3 separate regions of the Homo sapiens genome follow, and all the other regions are linked to region 3. Evidence: chromatin contacts called from ENCODE Hi-C or POLR2A ChIA-PET data. All regions are on one chromosome and are shown on one strand. Each heading gives the region's core, a stretch centred on a gene start or an enhancer-like site at or near the end of the contact. The rest is flanking DNA. Distances are from core to core; before and after follow the strand shown.

Region 1 (2,904 bases), core at 119-2,618, 3.5 Mb before region 3:
CATGCGTAGGAAACTTTAGGGGACTACTTCATACTTGGTGGGAAGTACTTAAACTTGTAAACCCCAAGCTAAGGGTAGTTATGATCCCGGTGGGTGGCCAATTCTCCCCTTAAACCTATGTTTATCCTGCCTTTCCTCCCCCTTTTCTTAAACGAGTCGGGACGGAGAGCTGAGTCACCTGAGACACAGAGAAGGGACTTTTGAGAGTGTCTTCCGTCCCATTTGCGGACGTTAGATGAGCACACCGGGATCCTTGACTCAGCCCGCTCTAGGCGTGGGCGTTGTGTCATTCCCCACACGTGACACTCTCCCAGGCGGCAGAAACCTCACTTGTCATGGGACTTATTCACTCCAGTGACTCCACCCCTTACCTCCTCTGTTCCCCAACCTCCCACTTACCCTTTCCGCCCCACTTCAAGACTTGAGGAGAGGAGGGTGGCTGGAGCCTGGAAATGTCCCCGTCCCAAGTTGGCCAGAAGTAGCAGACACACTATGTGGGAAAGTGCCACATGTAACGTTCCAGTTTCACCCTTCTCCAGAATGCTATCACCCTTCCTGTTTATTTTTTAATAACTTGAGATATAATTCACACGCCATATGATTCACTCACTTAACGTGTAAAGTTGAATGTCTTTTAGCATATTTAGAGTTGTGTATTCATCACTATAATACATTTTTTAGAACATTTTTATTATCCCAAAACGAAATCCCATACCTATTAGCAGTCACTCCCATTTCCCCTCATCTCACCCTTGCTCTTCCATAGCACAAAACAGTTCTATTCTATTCGAGACCACCTTTCCACTTGGGCAGACCCTGGTTATGGTTTTTTTTCCCTCCCTTTCTGTTTCCAGTTTTTTTCGGAGCCCGGAATTCTCAATCTGGGTAATTGGTTTGAGTCCCGGCTCAGCCCGTTTCCCGTTGTAGCTGCGTGACCTTGAGAGCAACGCCACTTTCCTGGGCCTAGTTTCTTTGTCTGTGAAACGAGGTCCAAATATCTACCTCTTTACGCCTGTTGTGGGGATGAAGTGAGTAGGTGCTTTGTGAGCTTTAAAAAGCCATAGAAATGCCAGCTAAGTTAACTCGTCACTCTTCCCGAACCCCTCCCTTTCCCCTGGGACCCGCCCCGCGAATCCCGCTGTGGATGGATACTTCTCCCCACCCGCCGACCGCAGTCTTTCCCATTGGCGCCCGCACCGTCTTCGCGGCGCCGGGTGTTGACGCCATGGCTTCCTCCGCCAGCGCCCGAAGACGCTTGGCCCCGCCCCCGGCCGCGCCTGGCCTCCCGCGGCGCCCCGCCCATCGGGCCGACGCGGCGCCGGCCCCGCCCCGCGGATGACGTGTGGCGCGCGCGGCCGGGCCGCCCCGGCAGTTGGTGCAGCGGCGGTTGGGGTGAGAGCGCCTACGCCACCCCTCCCCTCCTCCGGCCCCGGCCCCCACCCCGCCGGGCCCAGCCCCAGCCCCGGCCCGGGCTCCAGCCCTAGTACCCGTCCCAGCCCGAGTCGGGTCCGTCCCGTGCGGGCAGGTGCCGCCCCTCTGCCGGCGACGCCCCGGGCCGCCCGCCCGTCCGCTTGCCACCATGGAGCTGGAGGACGGTGTGGTGTATCAGGAGGAGCCCGGCGGCTCCGGGGCCGTGATGTCGGAGCGGGTGTCCGGCCTGGCCGGCTCCATCTACCGCGAGTTCGAGCGGCTTATCGGGCGCTATGACGAGGAGGTGGTCAAAGAGCTGATGCCGCTGGTGGTGGCTGTGCTGGAGAACCTGGACTCGGTGTTCGCGCAGGACCAGGAGCACCAGGTGGAGCTGGAGCTGCTGCGGGACGACAACGAGCAGCTCATCACCCAGTACGAGCGGGAGAAGGCGCTGCGCAAGCACGCTGAGGAGGTGAGGCCGGCGGCAGGGCGGGGGCCGCGGGATCCGTCTCCGGGGGCGGCCGGGGCGGGGTCGCGGCCCGGTCGGGGACTAGAGGCGCGACGGGCCTCCTGGAGGGCGGGCCTGAGGCCGATGCCCCCTGGGACCGATCCCGGCGGCCTCCAGGTACCCCGGGAGCCAGGCCGGCGTTGGAAGCCGAGGCCGGCTACTGAGTGTCCTGGGAAGGGAGCGAGATGGAGGAGGCAGGGCCCGGGGAGGAAGCGGCAGCCTGGCCTGAGGACACCTGGGGTTGGCCAAGGGCGGAGATTGTTGGGTGTCTGGTTGCTTCTTGTTGAGGGAAGTTTCCGACCACCGTGGGATAGTCAGATGGCGGTTCAAAGTTTTACCCTTGGGGAGGGGGACACTTCTGCCCTGGATATGTAACTTCCGCTAGTTCCAGTACCTTTCCAGGGGGTTGCCTTGCTTTGGGAAGTTAGAGATCTCCCTCTTTCGGTCAGTTTCTTCTTGACGTTTTAATCTTGTTGAGAAAGACGTCTTATTTTATGTTCTATGTGCCTTGGTTGACACTTTGTCAACTTTTAGATGTTGTGTGGCAGTACTCAATAAATATATAAACAATTTCGTTGGTATCCCAAACCAAAGCATTCCTCCGTATCAGGTTGTAACCTTGGACAGTTCCCTTCAAAAACCCTCCGTTTATTTATAAAAAGGATTGGGGGGCGGGGTTGGGAAGATGTAGGTGACAGTTGGCAACACTTTTTCCGTCTGAGTTTCCTTCTTAGACTGCTGTTTATACGTGCATTTGGCCACCTGTTAACTCTAGCACCCGAGCAGTGACCTGGGCGCCCTCACCTCGACTCTGTGAACCTTTTGGAGTTCTAGGGTGCAAGTGATAGGTCCTTGGCTTCTTGAGACTGACAAGGAGTTTAGCTTTCAGCCTGCGTTGGCGTTATTTCTGTGGACCTTATCAAAGGCAGGTGATGTGTCCTATTTTTGTTTCTCAAGCACCTAGCACACCTGCTTAAATACATGGT
Region 2 (2,700 bases), core at 201-2,700, 4.3 Mb after region 3:
TAAAGCAAGTACAGCAAGATGACTTTAGGTGATGGGCATACGGGTGTTCACCAAACAATTCTTTCAACGTATGTGTGAAAAAAAGTTTAAAGTAATGTTGGATGCCAGCTAGGTCAGGACGAGATGGGGAGGGGGAGGGGGAAGGGAGGGGGAGGGGATGCGGAGGGGAAGGGAGGCGGAGGGAGAGGGGAGGGGAAGGGGAGGGGGAGGAGGAGGAAAGAAGAGCCTCCTAGAGCTCTTCGTGTCTTTTCCGTTGTGGGTTTTTCCTCCTGAAGGGCAATGAAGCCGAAGGAGCTTTCCCAAGATTCCAGTGATTTACAGGCGCTTTTCTGTTCAGTGGTTGGCAGGCAGGGCACGGCGGGGCATGCAAATTTAAAATGGCTGCTTCTCTCGGGAGTTATGGGAGCAAAAAAGGAAAGTGAATATCCTCCAAAATAGTAACAATATTACTTACGCAGGTGTTCAGATTTGGATAAAGATACACAATCTCAACGTAGGAGAGAGAGTTATTCAGGGTGCTATCTGTCACCCTGAGGTTAGGATGTGTGGGAGAAGGAGTACAGTGGCCGATCGTTAACATTTTCGTTTTGAAAACGGTGTTGATACAGTGGAAGGCTTGTGGTGTTGCTGGCCCTTGATCGCTGGAAGGATTCCGAGGTGTAGTTTTCGAAGCGGGAGTTTTGTTCGCATTGGGCGCTTAGCGTCTGTTACTGTCGCTAACGGGAGATTGTCAACGTGTTTGCATTGGGCCATTTGCATCAGTTGGGACCGTTGTTACTGACCTCCTAGGTTGTGTGTTGCGTTTACACGCTTAAATCCGGGTTTCACGGTCTCTTAGTACTCGCGTATTTAAGCTCATCGCGCGTACCTTACTTCTACGCGTTCACGTCGGTTCGTCCGGGCCTATCAGCGCCGCTGCTTTTAAATTGGCCGTGTGCGCTTTACGTTTGCACCTTTACGTCGGATCACTGGGGTCCATCAGCGCCGTAGTTTTTGAGCTGGCCGGGCGTGCTTTCGAGCGCTTAGTTGCTTTCGGTTTCACTTGGTTGCGGCGTGACGATCATTGAGTTAAAGGTTACTGCACTCACTTCAGTCGCCATCGGTCTCCGTAATCTGACTGCCCTTTGCTATTACTTGCTTCACTCACATACGATATGCGGACGGTCCTATTTAAGTTGAGCGCCCATACTTCACTATCCCAAGTGGGACTGCTTTTTCATTTACGTGTCTCTATCCGAGGCAGTATAAACATCTTTCCATTCAAGTTTACCGCATGTGTTTCACTATCGAGAGTCGGACTGCTTTTGGATTTACGTGGCTTTGTGGGATGCGGTATGAAGATCGTTGCATTCAAGTTTACCGCCTCTACTTCACTGCAGAATCTGACTGCCGTCAGATCTGTATGACAGATTGTTGCATTCGTTTTCTGCGGGTACGTCACTATCCAGTCTACTTTTTCCATTGACGTGGCTGAGTCATATGTAGTATGACTGTCAGAGACGTTGGAACCTGAAGCGACCCCATTTTGAGTGAGGGCTAGAAAAATGAGGCCGGGACTTACGGGCCTGCATTCTCAGAAGGATATTCCTAGCTTTCAGATACTTACGGTTAAGGGAACAAATTAATGTTTACTGAAGAGACCCGAGTGTCCAGATAGCTGGATATCTGGAGAACAAAGGCGTTCCTAATTTTGCTTTAAAGGTAGTAATAGGGATTCTTGCAAAATGTAATAATTAAAGTTAATTATCACAAACCCTTGTAACAGAACACCTCTCCCCATGTGTACAAGCATTGTACCTAGGGTGGATACGTTCCTTCTCTTAGTTTCAGGAACGCCCTTCTCTGTCTGTGGAGTAGCTGTTCTTTCACCACTTTACTTTCTTAATAAACTTGCTTTTATTTTGCACCGCGGACTTGCCCTGAGTTATTTCTTGCGCGAGACCCAAGAACCCTCTCTTTGGGTCTGGATCGGGGCCCTTTTCCTGTGACGTATTTCTGGCCACCACAGATGGGACTATAGTGCTTTGGGGAAGTGTTGGGGTCCTATAACATATTTCTGGCGAATGATGGAAGGGACGATACTGAAGAAACTCCCCCAACCCAAAGGAAGTAGACTGCAGCACTGCAGTAGTCAGTAGACTGACTTTGGGTAAGTGGTGGAGTGCCCGGGTAAAGAATGGGATTGGGTTAGAGGCCCAACTTAATGGAGTTAGAGTCTTTCCTAAAAGAGAGTGGGTTAGAGGCCCCTCTTAATAAAAGGCAAGGACACTTGACCGACCTCGGGTTAGAGGCCCGACCGAGGAGGGTTAGAGGCCCCTCCCAGTAAAGCCCCTCTCGGCTAAAAAACAGGTTTGACACCGCAGGCTATGCTCTTTGTATTAGTCTGCCTCGTCCTCCTTGTCTTGGTTGCTGTCTCCGTTTCAGTGTCATTTTCAGGAGACTTCATTTAACTGGTCTTAGGGATTTTAACTGATTCTTCTCCTATGTCCCTCCCGATTTCTGTCCGTTTGCTTGTGAAACACTGGGAACCAAAAGCATTGGAGGATCCGGCTCTAAAATTGCTGATTGAGATTTGATATTTAACAGCTATGAGCAGTAAGATTCGATAGATGTGGTTGTGTTTTGTTGCTGCTGTGCTGAGTGTGATTGAGAAGCACTAGGATGGAAATCAGGGGACTTTTCTCCTTGCTGTTTTGTTTG
Region 3 (2,700 bases), core at 11-2,510:
TTGGGCGGCAGGCAGCTCGGCGCGCCAAGCCATTGGCCAGTCGCGAGGCCCGGGGCGGGACACACCCACCGGCTTCCCGATGGCGGGGTTAGGTTGGACCGGGTTGGGGGGGGAGGGGGAGGGGGGAGGGGGACGGGATGGGGCGGGGTAGGTTCCCGAGGCCTGGGCCTCCGGGAGGGCGGGAAGGCCCCGCACGCAGGGGATGGGGACGCGGCGGGATGGGCGCGGCGGGGTAGCACGCACCAGGTTCTCCACGGCCGCACGCTCCAGGAACTTCTGCGCCGCTTCCAGCTCCAGCCGATCTAGGGGGAGGAAAGTGGGAGACGGAGCGGGGTCAGAGGGGCCGGGCCTCCCCTCCCCCACCCCAATCACCTCAGCCCTACCCCCGGCTCCTGCGTCCTACCGGGAGACACGGTCTTCTCGAGAATGGTGATCAGCTCCATGGCGGAGGTGGCGGCGGCGGCGACTCCTCCTAAGACGACGGCCCGGCCTTTCGGGCGGCGGCTCGAACTGGGGATGGGGGTTGGGGGTCGGGTGGGAAGGGAGGGTGGGGTGGGGGGCGGGGGTCACCACAAACCCATTCACCGGCTCTGTCTGGGTAGTCGGTCCGGCTCCCCTTCCTCTCCTCTTCCCTTACTTCCTCCCTCCAAATGGGCTGCTGGCGGCGGGGGAGGGACCCTGGGGGCAGCTCAGAGCGCGCTGGTGCTCGGGAGGCGGAGGGAGAAAGAAGGAAGGGAGGCTGTGAGTGAGAGGCGGCGCGCAGGGAGGGAGCGAGGGAGGGAGGAAGGCGGAGGGATATTCGGACCGGACCTCTCCGCGGAGGCGCCGCGCTCCACGACGATTGGCCGTTGTCCTGGCCACGCGGAATCCCTAACTGGCCAGGCGCTCAGCGTCGAAGGGCCGTCTCGCGCCCATTCGCCTGCTGGTTTCAAGGCCCGGGTTGGCTGGGCGGGCAGCGGAATGGAGCGCGCGGATTGGCCGAGGGGAGGGAGATTGGGATGGGGTAGGAGAGAGCCCGCCGTTGATTGGGTGGGCTTGGTAAAGGCCTTGAGCTCAGACCGGCTGAGCGCTGGGAGGAGGGTGGACCGGAGGCACGACTCGGATCCTGCGCGATTGGCTGGGATAGTAGGCGTTGATAGGATAGGGTGCCCGGGAGAACTAAGGAGAGGAGTTCGGGGTCGGGGCGCGGGAAGGCGGGAGGTGCCCGGCAACCCTAGGAGCCCGGCGCGGGGCACGATGGGACGCCCCCGGGAAGAGGCGGAGCTGGGTTCGAGCGCTGGGGCTGCGGTTGGGTAAGCGCCGTCGCTCCGAGGGGCGTGTTGCGCGAGGTTTTCGCGGGCCTGAGCGGGGGAGGGGGGACTGTTGAAGTCCTGCGCCGCGCCCACAGGAAGCTGCTTTAATGGCTAGGTCGGCTTGGTACCCTGCTTTCGGCTGGGAGGGATCCGTAAGGCCATGTGGCTCCACTGCCAATGTGTAGATGTGGAAACTGAAGCCCAGAGAGGGTATGGAACTTGTCCAAGGTCACACAGCTGGTTAATGGCTTGGTAAGGAATGGGTTCAGGAGCCCAGAGAGGGTCTGGAACTTGTCCAAGGTCACACAGCTGGTTAGTGGCTTGATAAGCTCAAGCTCTCCTGACGGCCCTTGTCCCTACAAGCAGCTTCCTCTCCAAGGAGTCCCCTAAGCCTGCTTATATGGGGCTTGAGACCTGTGCTGTGATAAATCTGACTTGCTTAGGGGTGAGCTAAGGGATTCCTCCTCTTAGACCCCCCATCCATAGCTACCAGGTACTTGACAGGATGGAAATGTTTCACCCTCCAAAAGTACCCTGTAAAGGCCCAACCTCGAACCAGAAAGAATGTGTGTACAGGAATAAAGGATTGTGGTTCTTAACCTGTTTCAGTTCTCAACCCCGGAAGAAACTCATGAATGCCTTTTCTTAGCAAAATGCATATAAAGAAAACGTGGGCCGGGCGCTGTGGCTCGCGCCTGTAATCCCAGCACTTTGGGAGGCCGAGGGGGGCGGATGACGAGTCAAGAGATCGAGACCATCCTGGCCAACATGGTGAAACCCCGTCTCTACTAAAATATAAAAAATTAGCCCGGTGTGGTGGCGCGTACCTGAAGTCCAAGCTATTCCTGAGGCTGAGGCAGGAGAATCGCTTGAACCCTGGACGCAGAGGTTGCAGTGAGCCGATATCGCGCCACTGCAGTCCAGCCTGGCGACAGAGCGAGACTCCATCTCAAAGAAAAGAAAAAAAATGTGCATACAGTATGTGGCTCAGGCCTGCAATCCCAGGACTTTGGGAGGATCGCTTGAGCCCAGGGGTTCAAGACTAACCTGGACAACTTAGCGAGATCCTGTCTCTTTTAAAAAAAATGAAGATTTTTAAAATGATAAAGGAAAAGTGTAATAATAGGGCCGGGCGCGGTGGCTCATGCCTGTAATCCCAGCACTTTGGGAGGCCGAGGCGGGCGGATCACTTGAGGTCAGGAGTTCAAGACCAGTCTGGCCAACATGGTGAAACCCTGTCTCTACTAAAAATACAAAAAAAAAAAAAAAACCTAGCCGAGCGTGGTGGCGCACGCCTATAATCTCAGCTCCTCAGGAGGCTGAGACAGAATCTCTTGAACCCGGGAGGCAGAGGTTGCAGTGAGCCAAGACTTCACCACTGCACTTCAGCCTGGGCGACAGTTAAGAC

What was found. Hi-C counts contacts between places; a loop is a spot of excess contacts on that map. ChIA-PET counts read pairs that join two places held with the same protein, here RNA polymerase II (POLR2A). Pooled maps may share reads with other maps.
Region 1: a pooled map shows a loop between it and region 3 (13-fold over the local background). The contact joins the promoter of SPAG9 here to the promoter of KPNB1-DT in region 3. A Hi-C loop is called at or near these places in 3 of 50 pooled maps. POLR2A ChIA-PET finds 5 or more read pairs at or near these places in 2 of 52 experiments (HCT116 and Panc1).
Region 2: a loop to region 3 is called in a pooled map, with 14 times the contacts of the local background. The contact joins the enhancer-like site here to the promoter of KPNB1-DT in region 3. A Hi-C loop is called at or near these places in 3 of 50 pooled maps. POLR2A ChIA-PET finds 5 or more read pairs at or near these places in 2 of 52 experiments (A549 and CD4-positive, alpha-beta T cell).

Annotation. Positions count from the first base shown.
Region 1 is chr17:51,119,332-51,122,235 of GRCh38, reverse strand. SPAG9 (sperm associated antigen 9) reads left to right here and starts at 1,368. Exons shown (of 30, transcript NM_001130528.3): 1 at 1,368-1,882. The coding sequence starts at 1,580. RefSeq lists enhancers at 17-276, 886-1,115, 632-1,446, 1,736-1,855 and silencers at 1,256-1,635, 1,886-1,965, 1,986-2,115.
Region 2 is chr17:43,359,246-43,361,945 of GRCh38, reverse strand. No RefSeq gene overlaps it. Among named protein-coding and RNA genes, the nearest start is that of LINC00910, 28 kb to the left of the region's middle. RefSeq lists silencers at 123-222, 673-732 and enhancers at 983-1,162, 1,208-1,903. Within about 2 kb of position 1,450, at least 38 of the 41 ENCODE cell types and tissues checked have a DNase peak (open chromatin) inside an H3K27ac peak, as active enhancers do; they include CD4-positive, alpha-beta T cell, where a contact is called at or near this core.
Region 3 is chr17:47,647,988-47,650,687 of GRCh38, reverse strand. KPNB1-DT (KPNB1 divergent transcript) reads left to right here and starts at 1,260. Exons shown (of 4, transcript NR_171700.1): 1 at 1,260-1,292. KPNB1 (karyopherin subunit beta 1) reads right to left here and starts at 769. Exons shown (of 22, transcript NM_002265.6): 1 at 404-769; 2 at 244-302. The coding sequence starts at 443. RefSeq lists silencers at 99-238, 349-418, 849-1,028, 1,039-1,088, 1,099-1,368 and an enhancer at 1,769-2,614.